Regions from separate parts of the Mus musculus genome. Here regions 2 and 3 are each linked to region 1. Evidence: chromatin loops called from intact Hi-C (ENCODE). Cell type or tissue: heart. All regions are shown on one strand. Each heading gives the region's core, and the rest is flanking DNA. Links, peaks and the distances in the headings are about the cores only.

Evidence for each region. Hi-C counts contacts between places; a loop is a spot of excess contacts. Peaks named below come from ENCODE experiments on the same cell type or tissue, not always from the same donor. Only the 100,000 strongest peaks of a DNase experiment are listed, where the experiment ranks them.
Region 2: a loop joins it to region 1, with 2.3 times the contacts of the local background. A loop is called at or near these places in 2 of 42 quality-filtered maps.
Region 3: it touches region 1 in a loop (2.1-fold over the local background); 12 of 42 quality-filtered maps call a loop at or near these places.

The regions. Positions count from the first base shown.
Region 1 is chr2:58,661,871-58,670,291 of GRCm38, reverse strand. It overlaps a transcript of Upp2 not described here. Among named protein-coding and RNA genes, the nearest start is that of Upp2, 89 kb to the left of the region's middle. In heart, for the core only: CTCF peaks have their summits at 2,118 (motif pointing right), 4,632 (motif pointing right) and 5,438 (motif pointing left); no DNase peak of the experiment used is centred there.
Region 2 is chr2:58,353,047-58,361,467 of GRCm38, reverse strand. Acvr1c (activin A receptor, type IC) reads left to right here and starts at 3,710. Exons shown (of 9, transcript NM_001111030.1): 1 at 3,710-3,860. The coding sequence starts at 3,788. In heart, for the core only: no CTCF peak of the experiment used is centred there; a DNase peak (open chromatin) is centred at 3,517; H3K4me3 peaks cover 1,636 bases; H3K27ac peaks cover 708 bases; H3K27me3 peaks cover 2,400 bases.
Region 3 is chr2:58,592,231-58,600,651 of GRCm38, reverse strand. It overlaps a transcript of Upp2 not described here. Among named protein-coding and RNA genes, the nearest start is that of Acvr1, 30 kb to the right of the region's middle. In heart, for the core only: no CTCF peak of the experiment used is centred there; a DNase peak (open chromatin) is centred at 3,461; H3K27ac peaks cover 1,181 bases.

The DNA of each region.
Region 1 (8,421 bases), core at 315-8,314:
TCTCTCCAGCCCCAAGATGGTAAATTTTATACTGTATTTTTCTTCAATCAAATTTTAAAAGTCTGTTAGTTTTTTAGTGAGTCTAATGAAAATTAATTGAACTATGCTCAGAAGATTTCTAAAGGGTAGGAAGACAGGTAATTTTACCATCCTGGTGTTGCTGGGCCATGTTTTCTACCCCTACAAGTCAACACGGTTGAGCATTCAAAGATAATGTACCACCATAGAACCCAGGAATTGTAAACATCATCCTAAAAGCAATGTGTGACCTAAAGATTACCTGGTGCCAGCTCTTCCTGGGAAACAATTTTCATATGTGGGGTTGAGGTATATGATAGAGATTGGTGAGGGGAGAGACGGTCTGGGTTTTCAGTGATGGAGAACACTGGTATTACTCAGTGGCAAATTACAGAGGCTTCCTCTCTTCTGCCTCAATGCCTGGCTCTATGCTGTGCAGTAGCAATGCCTGGCTCTATGCTGTGCAGTGGCAATTTGCTCACCATAAGCTCGATGAAACATAACTGTGTAGCCAAGAGGAACATCATTATCAAAACCACATTTCTCTGCTGTCACGCAATGTTTCAGATTTAACACTAGTTTCTAATAAGTGAGGGAAGTGTTTGGAAAGTATTAAAGAAGCTGTGGCTTTAGCTTGGGTTCCAGCAAGCCCCTAACAAATGTACCAACAACATAACAACCTTCCAGGCTGTTCCCACAGCAAGGCCCCTTCTGCAGACGCATGACTTAGATGACTCTGTGGGGGCAATGATATGTGCCACTGTAGTAAGGATGCCGACATAGCCTCTCCATAGGCTCCACTGCTTAACTTTCCTAATGGATTCCACCAGCCCTATCTTGACTTGCTCTAGTCTGGTGCTAATGAAGGCAAAGAGTCTTCAGGGACTACTTGCCATCCTGGAACTGGGCCTTGGAGCTGTCACATAGGCCTGTGAGGCAGATGTGTGGTAAATACCACTGTCACCACAGCCAAGTGCACAGCACATTTTCCAGTGGAAATACCATGCTGGAGACAGAACATTACTTAACAGTGGGTGGGCAACTCATTCCTAACAGCTCAGCTCCTCCCTGTCAGGGACCCTGAGGAAGCTGGCTTCTGCAGCAGCTGTGGGAGGAAGCGTCCCTCCGGTAGCTGCTGGGAGCAGACAGTGGGAGAAGCAAAGAGAATCTCTTGGGGGAACCACTGTTTGTGATTTGACAGTGTAAACAACAGAAAACAAAACCCTTGGGTCCAGGAGCACAGACAAGCTGTATAAGGCTTTCTCATCTGCATCAGGCTAGCTTATTCACCCTCCTGGGTTTACTGACTTCTTAAAGGTGCTCTTGTCTGTAGATGTAATGACATCAAGACTTCTCCATCTTAGGAAATGTTTGTCAAGTCTCTGCCTGTCACCATCTGTGAGCCTATTTCTTCTATATCTTCCTGATGGGTTGTTCCAATGACACCTGTAAGTGAGCCAGTCTGGGGCTGTGTTTTTATTTTTTCAAAAGTGAGTGCTCATAAGAGGAAGCCATAATGATGTACTGTTGTCTTGCGTCACTGTCCCCTTTCAGCCTGGCCTATGCCTGTTCACATCCGTCATCAAGCACAGCATCTGTATTCCCTCACCCAGACAAGGCCTCAGATGACAGGGGACTCAGACAAAAGCTTGACTACATGCCCCACATCACATGCCAAAGCATGGAAAGACTAGAACACCCCCGAAACATGCCCTTTGTCCATCAGATCCCTGCAACACTCCTTTTGCGTTAAGAACTCACTAAAATCATCATGTTGGCATGTACTTTAAGGCAGCCTTCATTGCTAATGGTGGTGGCGTGGCATAAATAGTAGCTGTCTACCGTGGCTCACATATTTGAGCATCCCCAGTGGATCTGCTTGGGTTATGACACTTAAAGACAGGAGCCTTGCGAGGAGTCGTGTGTCCCTGATGGCAGGCTTTGAGAATTTATTGCTTCGCCCTACTTCCAACCTCACCCATCAACGGCCTTTTGTGGAAAGCTGCGAGCCTACTCTTCGCTCCTGCTTGATTCTGTCCAGCCTACGAGGACAGTAGAAGGAGTTGTGTTTGTGCCTAGAACTGTGGAAAGTTGACAAGCAACCACAAGATGGAGCTGGTGCACAGGAGAAGTCCAAGTTAATGAGGGCTGGAAGACGCTGCGTTTCAACATCCAGGGCAGAAAACTGACATCTCACTGAAAGATAAAGACAATATTTTAAGAAGATGTATGCTCCAAACTTTTCATAAAGTCAAAGTGTTGTTCATAACAGATTCCAAATTTACTCTTTAACGATCTTGCAGCTTCCTTCTGGGAAAAATAACGCAGAACTATGACACGAGAAGTATCTTCCCCAGAGACTCTGCCGGTACCGAAGTAGCTTCCTCGTCCTTTTTCTTTAGCTTTAAAATGCTCATTCTTCCATATTTTCAGTGGCAGTGCCATGATGTAAAAGAGAAATGCATTTATTTACTTAATTTACAGATGTCTATGCCCTCTGTGTTTCATGTTAAAAACAAGTGAACAGCATTTGGTACTTCCAATCAGGGTGCCTTTGCTATTGGGACTCTTACCTCTCAACCTAAACTAAACCACTCTCCAAGCCCTGTTGGACCCCAATGAGGCATACTGCAAGATCTTGGCAATGTGTGACTAATAGATAACCTAAGGTGTGCTGAGCACTTAGGAAATCCAGAAGAGGTCACTAGATCCCCAAGACCACAAAATAGGCTATGGCCAGGTGACCATGGATCCTGGGGTGTGGGGAGTGCACAGAGCAGGCTGTCTGCTCCTTCCACCACAGTGTGCAGCCTGCGTGTCGCTAACGCAAAACCCAGAGCATCCTGTTGAGAAATGGAAACCTAAAAATAGACCTGCAAAGAGTACAGTACTGTGCCCTTGGCTTGAAAAATCTGCCCAGCACTGTGACAAAAAAAAAAAAAAAAAAAAAAAAAAAAAAAAAAAAGCCTTTTCTATGACGACTGTGCTCACAAAAGCCATTTTTCATCTTCATATTGGCTCCAAGGAAAAGCATCCTCAGAAAGAGTGTGCCTTGGCTGTCCTTCAACTGTAAGATTATTGCATTTGGCTCTGGTTGTTCTGGACATTAGCTATCTGTGTAAAGTTTCTGAAATGCCTCAAACAAAAGGTTAAAGGTTACAGATTAGATTAATAGTGACATTCAAGCAAATCTGCTATTACAGTGTGTATCTGATATTTGATGATACTTGGCAAAAATTCAAGGACAAGGAGGGGGGAAGATGACTGCTTTCAGTATTTCCTACAGTTATATACATGCTTTAGAGTTTTCGGCAATAAACAATGACATTTCTAAGGCAATTTGGCTCAGAGAGCCCACCAAATATATGTGTTTAATTTTTAGCAGTTGAATCCTAATTTAATTGTCTATAATTGGATGAATTGTTAGTTATAATAGTATTTGTAATAGCAAAGAATGTCAAAGGAAATTCCTAGTATGTATTTTATATGTATTTCAAGGCTAGATCTTAACTGGTTTTTTTTAAATCTATTTTAAAGACTTTATAGACTTGTGTAACTTTTTAAGAACAGCTGCCTCAAGTTAAATAACAAATACTTCTCAAAGACTCTTTCAGGTTCAATGTTCCTTCCATGGACTGCAAAGTCTGGGGAAATGGACTTGGTTAAGAAGCCCAGAATCCCTGAAAGGATGCTTGAAATGGTATTTAATACCTGTGAAGAGAGGAACAACCATTGGTTTAAAGTTCCACTGTAAAGATTGGTAAATAATGCTGATTACAGGTCTCATTCAAACGGTAAACAATGAACATGGGCTGAAGGGAGAATAGTGCTCTGAATTGCTCTTGATCTCAGAGTTGTGCCTATTGATCAGCCTAGCAATAACTGAGCTAATCGTAGGTAAGAAATCCAAATGCTTTAGAAAGTCCTTAGCCGTGTGAGCGCAGGATACCCGTTCTTTGTTCTTGTGCAGTATTTTAGTGAGGAAAGTCTTCAAACAACCATGTATTTAAAATAAATTCTAGGGTTAACCCAAGTCAGATAAGACTCCCTTTCAACTCTTCTCGGTACCTCATAAAGAACCACTTGTGTGTTCCTTCTAAATCAGCAAACGAGCTCTGAACATTTACTCTAGGCCTGGCACACAAGAGAAACAAGCAGCACTCAGCCTTCTGTGAGGTAATTACTGACCTCGAGTTGGCTTTTTTTCTAATAAGCTCAAAAGTAATGACTCCTTGTAAAATAGTAAATTTGCACTTTAGATTAAATTTTTTTCAGGAACTTCTGGCAAAGTTTCAAGTATAAAGTCATAAAGAAGAAATACACTAAAAACAATGCAAAGTCGCTCCAAAAATCACAAGGAAAACTTAAAGCCAATTCTGAATTGCGAACATTTTCACTTTCCATTAACTTGCGTTGAGACCCAATGTACCCCATCACACGGGGAGCTTCCATCCTTTTAAATTCATTTGCAGGCTGTATTTCCTTAGAAGTTGATCACTCCTATCTTAATTTAAACAGCCGCATATAAGCATCTTACTAATGAAAATTTAAAAGTGGAAAACTCTTACAAATGTATTGGCCAAGAAACGAGTCAGTGCTAGAGTTTGCCAGGTGGGGGCAGCAGAGAGTGCTTGCTGTGACAGCTGAGGACCTCAAGACCAGGTGGTTGCCAGGAAACCTTCAGGGCACCTGAGAACTGAGGAAGCTCCATCTGTCAGGCAAAGTTAGCTGAATGGAAAGGCTGGCAGTAGGAAGCACAAGCCAGAAGAAAGAAGCAAAGGAGACAAGAAAAATGAATGCAAGGCAGAAAGAAGCCGCAAACCCTTACTGTAAATAGGTCACCGCAAAGAAAGGACTTAATTGCTCACACTTTGCAATTTTCAAGTGTAAAGCAAATATAGTGATGTTAGCACTTCACAGAATGATCATCACAAGGCTATGCCACGATGCATGTAAAGTGCTCAGTGCATTGCCCATCGGGGGTCGCAGAGAAGAGGGGACAAACACAAAAAAGGAGCTGTTATTGCTTCCTGCTGCACTTGCTGAGAGGCTGACAAACCGAAGCTGAAGGCCAGCATCAGAGAAGAAAGCCAACAGAAATCCATACCGGTCATAGACTCCCATTATGTGGAGACAGCAATGGGACAACGGGAGCTGCGATAGTGGTCAATCGCATGATGGCTCTCTATAGCTCAAAGTCTGTCTCCCAGGAAGATCCATCAACCTCTCGTCTGCCTGAAAGATAACCTGCCAGGAATCCCGTCACTTAACTGAGGTGGAAAGCAACTCTTGTGTTCTTTCAAAATAAGACCAGTTGTCTGGCGTCTTGACTTCAGAGCAAGAGTGGGAATCCCGGAAGGGGGTTGGGGGGGGGGGGAGTTTCCAGAGTGGCAGGGTAGGGCGCCCCCTTGAGGTTGTTATTTGCCAAAGCAGTTCTTTAGGGTTGTTTGGTTTGTTTGTTATTTGGTTGGTTGGTTGGTTGGTTGGTGTCAATGCTAATGACCCTTCTATTTGTAAAACTGCGGAGTACATATCTCCTGTTCTTGGAGAAGAAGGTAATGTTCTCATAGGTCTAAGCACAGGCTGCATTCTGCAAGGGGTTAAGTGCTCTCTGCCTCACAGTGGGAACTTGAGACTTAAACAGACTAAGCTCTTGAATTCAAAGAGGTGGTGTGTGGTGGGGATTGGGGGAGTGTAAACTGTTGTTTGCAAACTGAACACACACACTATACCACCGAAGAGTCTAGATATTGGGTTGAATTCTTTTTTGGGGGTGCAGGGATAGCAGCTTGTTCCCCGTTGGAGTCTTCCTGAGGTAGAAGACGAACCAACTTTAGAAGCTGGGAGATAAGAGGCTTGTTTGCATAAAGAAGACTCATGGAGTACATGAGACTGAGGCTTGCAAAGGCCTAGGAGTCTGTCGTAGAATCTGAGGGCCTCTGGACCTGCAGAGGCTATCAGGGGTTACACTGCAAACCTAGTTGTTGAGGCTCACCCACGAATCCTCCACTATCACTGTAACATCAAACATGCAACATGCTCTTAGTAGGGTTTTTATTAAGTATCGCAGTTACCCGTTTCTAATAAGTAGTGCAGTCACATAAATCTACAGAAATATTCAACCTCAAGCGTCACCCACTCATTTCACTCCTCCGCTGCTGATACCAGTAAGTGCTACCTCCTAATTCTGCTTCCAAACAGGCTCGCCCAGCTGCTCCAAACCACTTGACCCAGTGTGTGCAGTTTCAATCTGGGAGACAGTTGGATCTCCCTTCCAGTCTCGACCCGGATACTCACTCCTCACAGAGAAGCCTGAAAATCCTTCTTAAAATATCAATTAAGCCTATTGATTTCCCTGCCCGTATCTCAGTGATCTTAGGATGAAGACTGGAGTGCAGTTAGCCAGGCGTGGTGGCTCATAACACTAATTCCCAGGGGCAGGAAGATTACAAGCCTGGCCTATAATCTTCTCAAAGTCCTCTAAAGGAAAAGACTGACAGGGCTCCAGAACTCAGGTTGGATCCTTGGGACCCACACAATGGAAGGAATTCCCAACTTCACACCTATGCTGTGGTGCCCCTCTCAGCTCCAGTGAATAAATAAATATAATAAAAAGTCTCACTGAAATATTCAGCAGCACACACAGCCAAGACTGTACTTAGTGGGCTGTGGAGAACACAGTAAGAGCCTGGCCCCTGGAAAGAGCTATTCAGGAAACCCCGTGAGACAGCTGAGTGGCCACTCAAGCCATGAGCTTCTGTGTAGGAGAAAAAGAAGAACACAGTAAACTGGGCCTAGAACACACACCCATAATCCCATCCCTCTAGATGCTGAGACAGGGGGATAACAAGTTAAGAGCTAATCTGAGCTGTATAGCAAGATACTAAAATCATCAAGGAAGAGGGAGGAGGGGAGAATGCGACAGGCTTGAGGAAGGGGTTGTTCTACGGAAATCCAGTAGAAGAGTGGACTCCCTGTTCCTACTGGCAAGATGGCAGTGTCTGAGCCCGATGATAAGGCATCACAGATCAACAGTAGCATCCTCAACCCAGTGAATGAAGCAGTTTCATTACACGCCAAAGGAACCCCAGTTATCTTACATTGAGAAGTAATAGGAACCGAGACCTGTGCTGTTTACATACGAGAGTGTTGGTCTCTCTCCAGCACCTGCTAAGCAAGCAGCTCCACACCACTCATCTCACATGTTTAAGTACCATCATGTTATAGTGATGATCTTTACTTCCGATACGTGAAAATCATGGCTCAAAAGGCTGCTGGAAATCAAATAGCTAATAAGCCACGAAAAAAATCTTTTCTTTAAGTAGAAAAGGGATAGGTGTGGTACACGGTTTAGGGTCAGGCAACATGGAAAGCAAGCAGGGCCTATGTCTATTATCTGTCCCCCACCGTGACGATCGATCACAGAGCTCCCTAACAGGGAGGGAGTGTTTTGTTCACAATGGCCTAAGCAGCGTATTAAGTAGTGTCTGACCATGGCAGACTTTAAGCAGGGATTTTGTTTTTTGACATAAATGGAAGAAATAAAGGTTGACAGCTGTTTTATTACTCAGTATTTTGATTCAGAGATTTACAAAAGTTGGAAAGATCGGTGCGGATACCCTTATGTCCATAGATTTGGTGTTGGATAGATTTCTTATTCCATCCACTTCCAAGTGCTGCTACTAAAATACAACTTTGCCTTATTCAACCAGAGGTTTCCATTAGCAACAAGAATTAATTAAATTATGAGTCATCGGCAGACGACACTAATGCAGATTATACCCCCCCCCCACACACACACGGTTCTTTTTTTTCCTAATTATAAAAAGTAAGACAGTAAAAGACACATGCTAGATCTATTAATTTTAAAAAGCAAAGCATGTGCCATTGTGAAAAGACTTGGTTTTGGTGAAAACAAGATGCAGAGTAGAATTTGATCTGTTTTCCTCCCAGGGGATGATGATAATACTATGCAGAGTTTACATGTGCCTTATACCTGCCATGTGTATTGTCTCCTTTAATTATTTTAACAGTGCCATATGGTTCTATTATGTCCTCAATTAATTAGTATTATTTCTCCCGTATTCTGTTTTGAGACAATCTGGAAGTTAGAGAAATGTTACAACATGCAAATGTGCGCGTGCACATATCCTTCAGTCACGTGTGGTGTGTGTGTGTGTGTGTGTGTGTGTGTGTGTATGTGTGTGTGTGTGTGTTCTACATTTTCTTCTGTGTATATTGAGAGCCTTGAGGTTGCATTAATACTACAATGCCCTTCCTAAACCACTGAGCTCAGCTGTCTTTCTACATGTACAATTTCCTTACTAATTCCTGGTTTCGAGTGTTCTCAATATTTTTGCTTATGGAATTGGCCCCTGTAGTAACAAATCTCCCTCCAGTTGC
Region 2 (8,421 bases), core at 241-8,240, 310 kb after region 1:
ACTCTATCCAAACATAGGCAGCCATCATGAAATACATTGTGACTACGTACATGGAGCACTCCCCAAGAAGAAAATCTGTTCCAGGCAAAGGACTGGGGGTTGCTCCAGGCTACTTGTGAGTGAGCAGTGAGCTCAAAGAAGCCATTAAATCTCACTGTGGAATACCTTACACATAGGGTACAATAAATTTCATATATATATATAATTGTTCATATATATATATAATTGTTCATATATATATATAAAACTGTTCTTTAATAATAAATTTAGCCCAGTTTACAGTAACTTTAATAACCTTAATTCTTTTGGAAACTGTATTAGTTAGGGTTCTCTAGAGTCACAGGACTTATGGGTAGTCTCTATATAGTAAAGGAATTTGTTGTTGATTTACAGTCTGCAGTCCAACTCCCAACAATGGTCAGTAGCAGCTGTGAATGGAAGTCCAAGGATCTAGCAGTTGCTCAGTCCCACACTGCAAGCAGGCAAAGGAGAGAGAGAGAGAGTGTTCCTTCTTCCAATGTCCTTATATGATCTTCAGCAGAAGGTGTAGCCCAGATTAAAGGTGTGTGTCTGAGATCTCCCTGTCTTAATCTTCTGGAATCCATAGCCACTATGCCTCAAGATCTCCATACCAAGATCCAGGTCAGAAACGTCTATCTCCCAGTCTCCAGATTAGGGTCCCTGGTGAGCCTTCCAATTTTGGATTGTAGTTCATTCCAGATATAGTCAAGTTGACAACCAGGAATAGCCACTACAGAAACTTTTTGACTTGTTTGTAATGTTATTTAACTTAAAACACAAATAATATAGTTCTTTATTTATATCTCTGTTCTGTAAGCTTTAGTCTACTTAAAATTTCACTTCTATTAAAATATTTTATTACCTCTACATACCTACCCACCCACCCACCTACTGATCGGTCTACCTATCCATCCAGGGAGGGAATAATAGTGCATGTGAAGATCAGAGGACAAATTTGGAGAGTTGGTTCTCTCCTTTCACCATGTGGGGCTCAGGGATCAAGTGTAGGTTGTCAGGTTTGGCAGCAAGTGCCTTTATCTGCAGAATCATCGTATTGACCCACTTTTACTTCTTAAACCTCTTTTGCCTTTAAAACTAAGATTCAGAGCCTACATAAGGTCAAGGTTCTCGTTATCATTGGTAAACCCTGTCTTTAAATGGTCAGTCCCCAAGGAAAGGTCTCCATGGTCAATACATGCGTGGGATTGCCACCTTCTACTGTGCCACTGCCTTCTTCTGGAACCCTCTTGAAGATCCTGCCAGGGGCAGCTACCTTACAGGTGGATATAAATATGTCTAAATGGATGGGGTGCACTTTGAAAATAAAAAATATAGTGTAGTACATATGTAAACCAAACAATTATTTATTGTTATCAAGTATTATGTGCTGTGCACAATTGTATGTGACTCATAGTAGAATAGGTTTTCTATTTTACACTAGTACCCCATCAAAAGGAAGAGTCTTGAGGCTGGTGAGGTGGCTCAGCATTTACCCTGCAAAGTCTGGCAGAAAGCCTAAATGCCCCCCCCCCCCCACACACACATATGTGCACACACACACACAGAGCCCACCACAAATAAATAAATGTATATGAGAAAACATTTTTAAAGTACATGTTCTGTACAAAAAAGTACATTTTCTGATGGGTATGATGTCTCTTGGAGACAGGACCATTTGTTTGCGTCTCTTATAGTCTCATGAGACCCCTATCACATACATTCTGACTTATTTATTCCAATTGCCAAAACGTTACAGTGTTGACTTTTAAAACAAGGCAAATTTTGTTCATTTGTAATGTATCTTACATTTCTACTTTTGCACAGAGTCTTTGCAACATCGTATGGATTTTGTAAGTACAGCCCATATCGATTTGCGATGGACACTTTGCAAGCACTGGATACCCACCTGCTGTTTGTAGAGACCATATTGACAGTGCACCATCAGACTGAGAAAACTACAGCGTTCGTTTGGGGTGTTAAAAGTTATTCAACATCTGACTTCTTGGCCTAAAAACCTTTCTTTCTTAGAAAATAAGAGCATCTCAACTTGCAGAGGACACAGTTTTCTGTATTAAAGACAAGTATTTAATTTTAAACACCTGGTGTCTGCTGAGTGCTTTTGCCACATATTCACACTGTCACTTTTTGGCCTGTTCAGTACTAAAGTAGAACCCAGCTGTGGGCCAGGGCAACGCCACAGTATACTGGGCTTTTCTTGCTTAATTTTTTTTAAGTGTCTAGTTGTGGGTGTCTGGAAGGGCTCAGATGTGTACCACATCTCCATTTTTTTTTTTTTGGGGGGGGTTTGGATCCAGGATGAAATGAGCATGAAGTCTTTTTATACTCTGGGATGTTTTGATTCATCCTCCTTGGTGGTACAAAAGTCCCCCAGGACTGCCACTCTCGTGCTTCAAAGTCCATCACGCATCCCGCCTCCAACAGAGCCATCATCCTTTGACAGCGAAGGCATCTTTACAGAGTTTTCTCAAGCTTCAGAAAGAACGTTTGCCGTTTAGTGCTGAGATAGGTGAAGAGGTATCTCTTACTCTAAAGAAATTAATTGATGTGACTCAAGCGCTTCGGAGGAGCCTTCTACCACCAGTGATAGCACAGGCTTTGTAGTCTTGGTTTTGTGTGTCATTCAAATGAAAACAATCCCATTCACTTTCCCTTTCAGGCTGCATGAGTAAATGGAGTTTATATTTGTTTCTATTTAATTGGTGATGGCTACTTTTATATCTTGGGGCCCGGATCTGGATGGGAAGCAGCCATTTGTTAGTAAGCTTTTGCAGGAGGATGCAAGTTTGGTGGTGGTGGTGGTGGTGGTGGTGGTGATGGTGAGCAATTCTCCTTTTTCTTTTCTTTAACTACCTCCCTCCTCCAGTTGCTAACTCTGTAACTGCAGAGATACCTTCTACGTGTCTGTGTCTGTGTCTGGTCCTTTACTTCCATTCCTCATTATAGATGGCTATGCCACCTGGCACAGTTGTCTCAGCTTTGTGCATCGTTTTTATAGGGCACATGAAGTCTTGAGATGAGGACAGGAATGAATGGAGTTTGTTTGGTAAAACAGAGCTGTGTGGTCTGAAGGCAATGGTGCTTGGGGTCCTTTTCAGGGAGTCACAGAGAGAGAGAGCACTTTCACAGACCCAAGAGCTGGGGTTGTCAGGGTGGGGCAGGTCTGGAGGAACAGCCTGTGGTGTTGTCATGGCTCAGGCTAGTTACATTTAGGGGACGAATAAATGAATGTGGAGAGATCTAGAAAGGTGGATCTTCTGTAGGAGACTGTAGAGAAAGCAGCTGCTGCCGTCCTACGTGTCTTTAAAGTCTCAGCTGGGCTTTGCTCTCCTTCACCCACTCCCCCACTCCCACCCCCACAAGGAAAAGCTAATCTCGGGGACCTGGCGCGGCCCGCTTCTCTTCGCCCACAAGAGGTGTCACCTCCCCGCCACCCCTCCGCCCTCGGTCTCCTGCCCCGCCCTCGGGAGGGTGGCTGGCAGCCGTACCCGTGGAGGCGCGGCAGGGGCGGGCCCGGTCCCTCGAGGCAGCCCGCGGGGCCAGTGGCAGGAGCGGCGCGCCGCCAGCCGCGGGGGGCGTGGGATGGGGGAGGCGGCGGAGGGGAGCGCCCGCTGTCACTAGAGCCAACCGCGCACTTCCGAAGGGTGTCGCGGCTGCGCTCCCCTCCCGCGCCCCGGGAACTTCAAAGCGGCCCGCGCTGCGGGCTGCGCTCTGGGACCCCGAAGCCTTGCACCGCCGCCGGGTGGCCATGACCCCAGCGCGCGGCTCCGCACTGAGCCTGGCCCTCCTGCTGGTGGCCCTGGCCGCCGACCTTGCGGCAGGTATAGTGGGTGTCTCTTTCCCAAGCTAGTGGGGGTGGCAGTGGGGGCGGTCTGCGGGTGATCAGAGGTGACGGAAGGTACTCTGGGCCAGGTGGCCGTCCGGGAAGCCTAATGGGGAAACATCAGTGGGCTGAGAGCGCGTAGGGCAGGGCGCAGCGTGGGCACCTGATGTCTGGCAGCCGTGGGTGTACAGGTGTTTGGGGGACGAAATCATCAAGGGAGGAAAGGAGACAGGGACGTGGGGCTTGGAGAGTGGGACTGAGGTGGGTGATTAATTTGAGGACAGTTTGCAGCAGAGGGAGTAGGGGAGCATTTGTAGGTGCTTGCTTGGCTGGGATCTGGGAGCCACTACTTCACACTGCAGAGACTTGGAGGGGTGCAGGTGCGCTCTGGGGGTGGCACTGTGTGGAGCCCGAGAGAGACGCACCAAGGGTGGGAGCATGGTGGGGGAGGAGTTGGCAACTTAGTCTGAGTTTTCGGAGGTGAAGTATATTCCAAAGGCCATTGGTGTCAATCTCGGGAGGCAGGAAAGGGGCTTACGTACGCGTAGCTCACAATGCATGTTGCTTTCGAGGTATGATTTTTTTTTTTTAAATTCAGTTTCCGGAAGTGGGGGTATGGCAAGCGTCCCAGCGTTTATAACAGGTCTGTGTTGCGATAGGCTAAATAGAGTCCTCGACCCGAGCTAGAATCCAAACGTTTCTTTTACGATGTTTACTAGAAACTGAGGCAAATGTATCTTTGCTTAAAAAAAAAAAGTCTGCTCTGGAACTATACTCTGTACATTGCCCTGGATTTCAGAGAACAGGGACAGGTTCCAACCTAATTCATTCTTTAAAAATTTCAACCAGACATTAAAGACATTTGTACATTAAAAAAACAAAACAAAACAAAAAAAAACCCCCAAAATCCCAAAACAACCTGGTGTTTTTCCATAAAGCAGTACTTTGTCCGAAGCTGATTTTGATGCTTTTTTTTTTTTTTTTTTTTTTTGCAGATGACAATCTGTTTGACATTAATAGCTATACTCAGGGTGGGTAGTTTCCTCGTGGCGACATGTGCAAGAGATTGTTTTGAGTCGTATGATTGCTGTCATGTACAGATTTCAGATGGCCTGAGAGAATTACCAAGAACAATATTCAAGTTAAAAAGCGATAATTGGAGAGAATTAAGTGATAAAATTGGAGGATGAAAACATTTTAGCCATCTTTAGGAAAGCAATCACTCTACTGCAGCCAGGAGGATGATGGTTGGGGGGCGGGGTGTCGGAGCTTACAAAATTCATCGGTGGGAATGAAATCGACTGTGCCAACGTCCTCATAGAACATGGGCAAGCATTTTGCTAACTTGGGGTGCTGAATGTATGTTCTTGACAACCGAAAAGAATTTACCACCCCAAACTACAAAACCCCCAAAGCAGCTTCCAGGTTTCACAGTTTGCATTGGCTACTTGTCTGTCTAGGTTAACCAAGTTACCTTTTTTTTTTAATTTGGGTGAATAGAAAGAAATAATTATACTTTTTAATGTATGTTTGAGAGATGCATTTTGTCTTATAACAGAAACTAAGGCACAACAACATAATAAAGTATGTTCCACATGTTTTTGACAAGGCACAGAAACTTTTGACACTAAAATCCAATATATATGCATTATGATATATATTCCACTTAAATCTGATTGTTTTCCTAAAAACTGAGATAATAGAAAAATGCATAATATGGAAGTTAACATGTCACAATAGTGGCAACCTTATTAAAATTAAACTTTTGTGGCCAATTTTTCTTTCCAATACAATTACTTTCAGATTTTCTTGGAACTTGTAGCCTATTTGTGCCTCACATAGCAACACGTGTTGATATTTACGTTATTTGTCCCAGGTTTTATATAATTCTTTGATGACCTTTTTAGCTTTGTTTATTTTATATATATGAACATCTCTCTCTCTCTCTCTCTCTCTCTCTCTCTCTCTCTCTCTCTGTGTGTGTGTGTGTGTGTGTGTGCGTGCCATGTGCTTGCCTGGTGCCTGAGGAGGTCAGAAGAAGGTGTTGGATCCTGTGGAATTTGAGTTACAGATGGTTGTGAGCTACCAGGTGGGTCCTGGCAATGAACCTGTGTTTTCTATAAGAGTACCCTGTGTTTTAGCCACTGAACTGTGGCTTCAGGCCCTCTTTGCTGTTTTGATAACAGAATTCTAGGTAGTTTCCTCCCCAACATTTAATTTTTGTTCTCAAATGCTTTCTACCCTATTTTTGAAAATTATGTCATTAACCCTACTGAGCATTTATACATGTGCACTTGACATGGTTGGCACGGTATATGGGAAGTTGTTCTGGACAGGAAGACATAGTGAGACTGTGTTACAGAAAACACCAGCTTTCAAAGTGGCCCTGAATATCTGAAACCATGATAAAGTAGTTGGCCATTTTTGCTTTGGCTGATCCTCTCCAGCATCTTTGTTACCTTTGAGGTGACATGAAGTCACAGAAGAGTTGATTCCAGAGTCATAGAGCTGGCAGAATCTTAGAAACCCTACTCACTGATCTACACACATTATTTAAAAGAGCTCCTCTTGTTATGTGGCTCTTAGACACCTCGCTGTTTGATAGGATGAAGTCTCATAGCGTTGACAACACTCCTTGTTCATACCAAACAAAGAAAGAACAGGCAGGAATATCCCAGGATCCTCTTCTCTGAGCTGCACCGGGACCTTGCAGGGTTACATCTTGTGCATTCTCTTTTGATGTCACCCCACTCCTTTGTCCTTCGGTCAGTAAAGAGGTGTCTCTCTAGAAGTACAGAGCTAAGTGTTTCCTTTAATAACTGCTATGGGGCTGAGGGTATCAGGCGGTGAGATGTTTCCCCCACAAGCAGGAGTTATCAGTTCACAGAGGTTCTCAGAGGAGCTTCTGGAAGGGAAAACCTGGGCCGAGCTTACAAATGCAGAAGCTGTTGCCACCTTTGCCCTTCTTTAGGCACAGGCATTTATTGGTTGATGGGCACAAATGTGGCAAGAACCACTCTGGTTCCAAGGAAGAGAGATCTCTGGCAGAGGAGAAATGTGTGGGCACCCTTGGGGCTTATTTCTTCATCATCTGAACTGCCCAAGGCTTTTGCCTGGTCTCAGACTTACAGGGATGCAAAATCATGAGCTCTCCTGATTCATGTACGTTATGCAAAAAGAAAATTACAGAAAGTTATTTGAAGTGGCAGAACATTGTAATTAAGAAGGACAATCTTTAACTCAAGCAATGGACCTGTCAGGGGCAGGAGAGATTATGGAGGGATCTAGTCTAGGGAGAGAAAGGGGCATCTGCAGATAGCAGGAGCTGAGCTATGGATTAATGGAGGTGATTATTCAGTTGAATTTTCAATGCCCACTAGACATTAAAGTGTACATCTTAAGAAATAAATTGGTTTTAGGGGTCTGAAGGACATGTCTGGGCTAATGGTAAAAAAAAAACAACAAAAAACAAAAACCAAACAAACAAAAACCAAACAAACAAAAACTCTGAGCCAAGTCCATTTGCAGATAATTTTGAAAGATATGCCAGGCTCTCAAATTTAGTAAATGAAGCACAGACTCAGTTAAACTGAGTTTCATGTAAATAATGAATAAATTTTTAGTCTTCATGTGTCACTGATATAGCACCAGACATACATAGATTAAAAATCAGTTTCTGTGATGACCAGTGGTTGCACACACCTTTAATCCCAGCACTTGGGATGCAGAGGCAGGCAGATCTATGAGTTCAAGGCCAGCCCAGTCTACAGAGTGAGTTCCAGAACAGCCAGGGCTACATGGAGAAACCCTGTCTTGAAAATAAACAAACAAAATATTATGTGTGTGTGTAAATTTCAGTTAGATGGGAACTCTCTGTCTTTAGCTTGCAGCTCACAAGAAAGAAATACTGTGATAATATGAATTCTTGCTGCACATGTTCCTGGCTCTTTTTATTGAAAGAACAGAACAGACCTATTTCTGTGTCAGGTCTCTTAGAACTTTTGTTCTGGCTCTGCCTCTGTCCCAGGTTGCATCTCAGGATAGGTCACTGTGAGCTCTTTGAACAAGAAGTTCCCCTGCTCCTGTGTGGCCAGAAGCAGTTCTAGCCTTTTTGAATCTGATTTTGAATATCTCAACGTAAGAACCTAGGCAGAGGAGAAAAATATAATTCTCTAGGAACCCTGGAAGTGACTGTTGAATCGAAACAGTTGTTTTCACTCAAATCTGTAGTCTTTTGAAAGTGATTGTTATTTATCAATGCCATTTGAGGGTTTTTTTCCTTTTGAGTAATATTTTGTGTTTTCTCTATTTTAGGGGGAATTCTTCCAGGTAGTAAACACCCAACTGACTGATTTTTCTCAGTAGTTCTTGTCTAACTTACTGCAAATCAGTTGCTTGTTGCAAATCAGAAAGTTAGGGGTTGGGGAATGAGACAAGGTCATGATTAGGGAGGTAGTCAAGCCCCTTAGGACCTGCTCTGTCTAACACAATTTGTGGTTTGGGGCCACAATTTAAAAGAATTATTGCAAGGCTTTTGGGAAAGGAGCCAGAATGTAAAA
Region 3 (8,421 bases), core at 364-8,363, 70 kb after region 1:
AAATAAGCACTCAAAGCGACTTACTTACAAAAATTCAGCAATTTTTACCGATAACGAGTCCCTGCATTAACGGCCACCCACTGCAAAAGGAAACCTCTCTGACCAAAGCCGAGAGTAGTATAAATCTATAGGTATAACCAGACACATTAGAAAGGAGTTTGACAGCATGACCGCTCAGCAAAACAACAGTAGGCTCCTCTTTAGAGCCAATAGTACCAGGTATAAAATTCCTCGTGTGGAGCAGGCTTCATCTCCAAATAGAAAGCAGTTGGTTACTCTTAGAACTGCGGTGCCGCTATACCAATGAGCACATCTTGCTAGGCAAGGTCCAACACTGGATGAGACCCATAGTATATTTCTCCCCCACTAGCCTGCATAGCACTTCTGGCACTACGTACGCTTGCTAGTAGGGAAGTGTCTTGGTCAGTTGGGGTTTATTTCTCTATGCCTTGTTTGTTTTGTTTTTTGTTTTTTTGGGGGGGCTGGGGTTTTTGTTTGTTTGTTTTGTTTTGTTTTGTTTTGTTTTGTTTTGTTTTTGACATAGTGTTTCTCTGTCTGTCCTGGTCCTGGAATGAACTCTCTCTGTAGACCAGGCTGTCCTTGAACTCAGAGGTCAACCTGACTCTGCCTCCTGAGTGCTGGGATTAAATGCATGTGCCACTACTGTCAAGCTCTCTGCCTTATTTTTAATTGTGACCGACAATATGACAACAGGCAATGTGGCTGTATTTAGAGAGGTTGTAATGATGGCACTTGATTGTCGTCCTCCTAAAAAGAGGAAGAAACACCAGTGTGCTTCCCTCACCCATGTGCATAAAGGCGAGATTGGGCAACTACACTGAGACCATCATCTATAACAGAAACATGTCCTTACCAGAACCTGGTTAGAAACTAGATTTTTCAGCATCGTGCCTTCAGAGGTACGACAAAATAGATATTTCTTATTAAAAGCCACCTCATCTGTGAGAATGTGGTAACCAGACAAAAAGTATAACGGATATCACATGGTTGACATTAAATAGATATGACTTCCTTTCTTCTAATTTTAGAGACTCTATACTGGTCTATTGCTCCTATACTGGTCTCTTGCTCAGTTATCCTCCTTATTAAGCTTAGTAGCATCTTATTCCTTTCACGGTTGCTCTCTTCAGGCGACTTTTTCAGTTTCCCCCAAACTCACGGAGCTCCTGAAGACTTCCATTCAAAGAGCTCTACTTGCTCAGAATAATCTGCCCTCTTCCCTGGGGATGCCACAATCCTATCCACTTTTCATATCATATCATATCATATCATATCATATCATATCATATCACATCACATCATATGCACACGGTCTTATAGATTAGAATTATATCTAAAATATATTTACATATTATATATTATTTATAACATACCATTGGGTTCCCTTCTTGTGGCCAGTGTCACTTTCCTGGCATTGCAGTTTTGTGCCTTCCTACAGACATCTGTCCTTGCACCCAAAGTGCTTACCATAATCCCTCAGAAAACTCTGCCCCCCCCCCAAAAAAAACCACCAAAAAACAAACAAACAAACAAACAAACAAAAACCTGCTGTGGTGTGCTTCTTTCTTTTGCTTCCCACTTCAGCGTCTCACAGGAGACCTTCAGTTAGACTGATTTGAATAAGTACCTCTCTTTGTTCACCCATTCTAGCTAAAAGTGTGGTGTCCTGTCATAGCCAAGCTCAGAGGACCCGCAGACAGCAGAGCAAGAAGAGCTGAGGTTAGGACGAGCTCCTCCGTTAAATACAGGGAGCACAGAAGTTAAGTTCCCCCCATTGTGGTCTGGATGCAATCATTTCTCCATAATCATATATTGAATCCTAGCAATGATAGTGTGACGTGGGTACTTTGAGAGGGAATATTTAGTCATGAGGGCTTTTCTATCATTGATGGAATTAGTTCCTATTACCAAAGAAGGTAGAGGGTGCTCTCCTGTCTCCTCAGCCATGTGAGGACTTAACCAGAGGGTGCCATCTTACACGAATCACACAGCAAGCTTGGCCAAAGCATCTTGCCCCTAGACTTCCCAGCCCCTAAAACTATAAGACATATCTGTATGCTGCTTATAAATTGCCCAGGCTGAAGTATTTTGCTAAGGCACCCCGAACAAACTAAAACACCCCTAAAGAAAGACTAGACAGACAGCAGAATGTCTCATGTGCTCTGTGTATGAAGCTGTCCTTTCTCTAGCCATCAGTGTTTCTCTCCACACCTGGACTGTATCTAGAACCTCTTCCTCTTAGTCCCTTTCCAAGGACCTGGTGATTGGTGCTATTCTCCTCAAAGCTAGCAATTCTGACTTCACTTACTGTATGTCTTTCACAGTTTCCAGACTATAAGCATGCATCAGGAATCTAATAAAGACTTCCTAGTTCTTAGGGCCTGTCCCCTGATGTTTCTAATGGATTTGCTGTTGTTGTTGTTTGTTTGTTTGTTTTTCGAGACAGGCTTTCTCTGTATAGCCCTGGCTGTCCTGGAACTCACTCTGTAGACCAGGCTGGCCTCTAACTCAGAAATCTGCCTGCCTCTGATTCCTGAGTGCTGGGATTAAAGGCGTGCACCACCACTGCCCGGCCTCTAATCGATTTTTTTGATTGACTTGATTGTAGGCTTTTGTTTGTTTGTCTGTCTGATTGCTTATTGCTTGTTTTGTTTTTGAGGAACAGTCCCTATCCGTTACTATTTCTATCGCTGTGGTGAGTTACCGTGACCATGCCAGATTATAGAAAGAATAGTCTACTTGGGCCCAGAGTTCCCAAGAGCTAAGAGTCCATCAGAGCAGAGAAGCACAGCAGGAAGTGGCAGAGATGGCAGCTAGAGCAGATTCTGAGAGAGCACATCTTCAACTGTAAGAGTACAGCAGGGAGAGCGAACTGGAAGGGGGCCAGGCTAGGAATTCTCCAAGCCCTCCCCTAGCAAGGCACTTCCTACAGTAAGGCTGCATCTTTCCATACAGCATCATCAACTGGGCACCAAGTGTTCAAATGCCTGAGTCTTTAAGGAGCATTTCTCATTCAGACCACCACAGGGTGGGTCTCACTACTTTCTATTTCTATTGCATAGATAAGGAAGTACAGATTTGGTGTGGTTCCTTGGTTTCACCAAGGCTGGCTGCAAAGTGGCACAGGTTAGTCCCAACCTTTGGGGTTTTGCTTTTCCATCCTGGCTCAATGAGAGGGGCTAAGTGCTAAGGTGGGGTACGTTTCTGTTAACAGTATCCCAGGGGAGCCGCCTCCAGGAAACCATGGTGTCTCTCCACCACGGGAGAGAGGTCCATGAATGTCCCTGCCTGTAGAATCTTTACCTAAATGTGTGTACTCACGGCCTGGAACACATGTTTGAAACCTGGACCCAAAACATCCCTGTGGCCCCGAATGTTACTAAGGAGAGATTCAGCCCGCATTGAAATGCCAGATGATAGAAGCGAGTGGCCAAGCAGTGCGGGCATCCTTGCCAAGCTGGAATGCGAGCAAGCATGACTAAGCCAACGGGACTAGAGGTGGCAAACAATTCGTGTCTGGTTGGAATCAAGCACTCTGTTGGCAACAACACTTCCAGAACAAGCGAGGGTGACCATAAGCCCTTGTTCCAAGGAGCCCTGTAAAGGAATGAGCTGCCCATTTTGCTGTTACTTCATAGCAATTCGCCAGTGGGACCCTCCTCTGAACTTCCACAGGCACGGCATTGATGGCGGTGCCTCAGCCGGGTCTCCCCAGCCTGCTGCTAGCCCTGCAGAAGTTTGTAAAGGCAGAACTTCAGGGCCCAGACGTCTTGTTTCTGTTGCTTTTGCCAGAGCTTTGCTCCCGAGGAGGCTTGCATTGTGTTATAATCACACGGTTTGCAAAGTGATAGTTACGAGTCTGTTAGCATTTCCACCCCAAACCTCGCATTTTCAGCTGCTCACAGTGACTCAAATATAAGAATTCTCTTTAGGCTGAAATTTGGCACACAGGGTCTCGGGCCCAGCTGGGGAGCAATTTCAACCTTTTTTGGGACCGGATTTCAATAACATCCATTTGGCTGTTTTTGAATAACAGCAAAAGAACATCAGAAGAGAAGTTAGCTTTTTTTTTTTCTTTTTTAGAGCAAAATGTTTCCATTATGTGCCTGCAGAAATGGTATGGGGTGGAGCCACCCTATCAAATCCCAGAAACCTAGCAAGTCATTAGCCTTTGAGTGGCCTGAGTATGTATACTATTTTCTTAAATATACATTTTTAAAAAACCCAAAAAACTCTAGTGTGTTATTCAGAAGAGAGGAGAGATTTTGTTTAATAACATATTGTGTTTTTGAAAAGCAAAGTTGACTTGGGAACAATGACCTATACGAGGGGACATTGAATGCCCCCTACACCCACAGCACAGTGCCACCCAGGCACTAGCAAATTGTAGGATGCAACTGAGCTCCCAAATGCAAAAGGGAAACTGGCAAACACGGATCAGAACAAGGGAGAGAGAAGAAAGACACCCCCAGCCAGGCCTGCAAAGACAACGTGCGCCCAGGGACCTGAGATCTTGTACATTCTCCTTAGCAGGAAGAAGGCAGATCCTTCCTCTACACCCCACTCACTCACAGCAACGAATTGAGTTACAAAGAACAGATTCTTGAAAGGCAAAATGGTAGGAATCTTGGTTGTAAATTTTCTTTTTTTTAGATGAAATCTTTCAGGCGGAAGAGGGGACATAGGAAACCGGATGTGTATGCGTAACCCTAGCCCTCAGGAGGCTCAGGCAGAAGGATCAGGAGTTTGAGCCCCTGCCTCCAGAAACAAAACAACAATGAGCTGTAGAAAATAATACCACACTTGTGTATCCACTGCTCAGAACACGAAACACTCCAAACACCATTGAAGTCCTTTACGCCTATCAGCTTTGTTGAGAATTCCATGTCTTTTTAGGTAAAGATTTATTACTGTTTTCTCAGTGTAGGTTATTACTCTCATTTTATTTCATGGAACTTACATCTTCCTCCCGTATTATTAATGCTTATCTAAACTCTGTTTGTATTTCTGCCTCTTCTTGCCAGAGGCTCCCAGTTTCCACTCTGAAGTAATCGCCTCCATACACCACAGCTGCAGCCTGAGACGGAAAAGCACACTTCCTGTCGGAAGGCAAATGAAGACAATTTTCTCCAACCCCTGTCGAAACGATATTCCAAACTGCGGAGGAACGTCTGTCTATTACGTTATAGGGATTGGTACCAAGAGTGTCTGCCATCCAGCTTTTATATGCTTCCAGCCACATCAAGCTGTCTCTGAAGCTTAGGAAGCCACCCACTGCTAATCACCACTGCATGATCTCCATGTTTCTGTGAACATAGAAGGCAAGACACAAGACTTACAATCCCCCTAACTCCGCGAGAGCCACCATCAGTCTGTTCTGGTCTCCTAGGAATGTTCTCAGGGCTGCTTCTAACTAGACAGCAGATAAGGTGGTTGGGAGGCTGCAGAGATAGCTTGGGGCTTGTTATACAAGCATGAGGACTGAAATTCAAATCCTTGTGTCAATACTGGGTGGGCATGAAGGCCCATCTATAACTCTAGCATTCCAGTACTCAGAAGGGGGAGACAGGCAATCCTTTGTCAGCTCTGGGTTCAACTGAGAGACCCTTCCTCAGTGAATAAAATGGAGAGCGGTCAAGGAAGACTCCTAATATCAACTCAGGGTCATACACGTACACACATATGCATGTGTACCAGAATGTACGCATGCATCTATACACACGCAAACATGCATATACATGTGCATGCACACCACACACTCAAACACAGGAAAGGAAAGATTTGACAGTCTTGTTGCTGGAGTTTTGTTGTTGTTGTTGTTGTTTTTTTTTCTTTTAAACAATGTCATCAGTTGCAATATTTGGAGATATGTCTGACTGACAAAGCAAGCCAACCTCACCTCTTCCCGGATCACAGGCCTTTCATTTTATTTTATTCTATTTTTAAAAGACCCACATGCTTCAGGAAATCTGGGCCTCTTCCTAAGCCCCAGGGCTAGGAGCAGTACTTGAAAGTAATTAAAAGCCCACATTCAAATGCCAGATGCAGCAGCTCAAACCTGCAATCTCAGCACTTGAGAAGATGGGGTGGGAATACTGTGAGTTCAAGGCCAGTCTGAGCTATAGGATGAGCCTAGGTGCGAGATTGATTTATTTTAGCCAGTGAGGTAATGCAGGGCTGCAATTCCAGCACTTAAGAGGTGGAGGCAGGAAGATCAGCAGCTATTTAGGTATTTAGTAAGTTTAAAGTCAGCCTGTGCCACATAGAACCAGGTTTTAAACCCCACCCCAACCCCACTTCCCACTGCCAAGGGCTGTTGTGATGGCTGGCTCCAGTAAGAGGGATAGACACGTGGGACCTCATAAAATTGCAAAGTTTCTGCAAGGCAAAGGACACTGTCAATAAGACAAAACGGCAACCAACAGATTGGGATAAGATCTTTACCAATCCTACAACAAGAAGTTAGACTCCAGAGAATCAAATAACCCTATTAAAAAATGGGATAAAGAGTTAAACAAAGAATTTTCAATTGAGGGCTAGCGAATGGCTGAAAAGCACCTAAAGAAATGTTCAGCGGGCTGGAGTGATGGCTCAGTGGTTAAGAGCATCGACTGCTCTTCCGAAGGTCCTGAGTTCAAATCCCAGCAACCACATGGTGACTCACAACCATCCGTAATGAGATCTGATGTCCTCTTCTGGAATGTCTGAAGACAGCTACAGTGTACTTACATATAATAAATGAATAAATCTTAAAAAAAAAAAAGAAGAAACGTTCAGCATCTTTAGTCATCAGGAAAATGCAAATCAAAACTACCGTGAGATTCCACCTCACACCAGTCAGAATGGGTAAAATCAAAAACTCAGGTAACAGCAGATATTGGTGAGGATGTGGAGAAAGAAGAACACTCCTCCATTGCTGGTGGGACTGCAAGCTTGTACAACCACTCTGGAAATCAGTCTGGTGGTTCCTCAGGAAATGGGACATAGTACTACTGGAAGATCCCTCAGTACCTCTCCTGAGCATATACCCAAAAGATACTCCAACATATAACAAGGACACATGTTCCACTGTGTTCATAGCAGCCTTATTTATAGTAGCCAGAAGCTGGAAAGAACCCAGATGTCCTTTCAACCGAGGAATGGATACAGAAAATGTGGTACATTTACACAATGCAATACTACTAAGCTATTAAAGACAAATACTTCATGAAATTCTTAGGCAAATGGATTGAACTAGAAAATATCACCCTGAGTGAGGTAACCCAACCACAAAAGAACACACATGGTATGCACTCACTGATAAGTGGATATTAGCCCAAAAGCTTAGAATACCAAGATACAATTCACAGACCACATGAAGCTCGAGAAGAAGGAAGACCAAAGTGTGGGTGCTTCAGTCCTTCTTAGAAGGGGGAACAAGATACTCACGGGAGGAAATACGGAGACAAAGTGTGGAGCAGAGACTGAAGGAAAGGCCATCCAGAGACTGCCCCACCTGGAGAGCCACCCCATATACAGTCACCAAACCCAAATACTATTGTGGATGCCAAGAAGTGCTTGCTGACAGGAGCCTGATATAGCTGTCTCCTGAGAGGCTTTGCCAGAGCCTGACAAATACAGAGGCATATGCTCACAACCAACCATTGGACTGAGCAGACGGTCCCCAATGGAGGAGTTAGAGAAAGGACTGAAGGAGCTGAAGGGGTTTGCAACTCTGTAGGAAGAACAACAATATGAACCAACATCAATGGGAGGGAAGACGCTTGGTTCTGTGAAGGCTCGATGTCTCAGTGTCAGGAATGCTAGGGCGGGGATGTGGGAGTGGGTGGGTGGGTAGGGGATCACTGCAAAGAAGCAGGGGAAGGGGGGTGGGATAGGGGTTTTCGAGAGGTGAGAACCAAGAAAGGGGATAATATTTGAAATGTAAATAAAGAAAATATCCAATAAAAAAGAAAGAGGGAAGAGCACAAATTGCTCCTACAGAGGACCCTAGTTCAGTTCCCAACACACATACATCAGGTAGCTCACAACTGCTTGTATGTCTAGTCCCAGGGAATCCAGCATTCTCTTCTGGCCTCTGCAGGCACCTGAATCTACATGGTGCACACACACTCATTCAGGCACACAACCACACAATTTTAAAAACATTTAAAAGCTTTTTATTTTTTTAAAGTTTCCTTTGCTTAGTGACTGTGTGACCTTTGATAATTTACTAGAACCGTCTTCATCAGTTTCAAAGTTATAGCCAAATGACGTAACAGTTGCCCTGGAGCTAGAGTTATCGCCAGCTGTGAGCCACTCAATATGGGAAGAGCATCAAGTGTTCTTTACAAGGTTAAGCCACCTTTCTAGTGCCAGGGAATTATTTTAATGTTGCTGAGCCGCTGAATCCACCAGTAC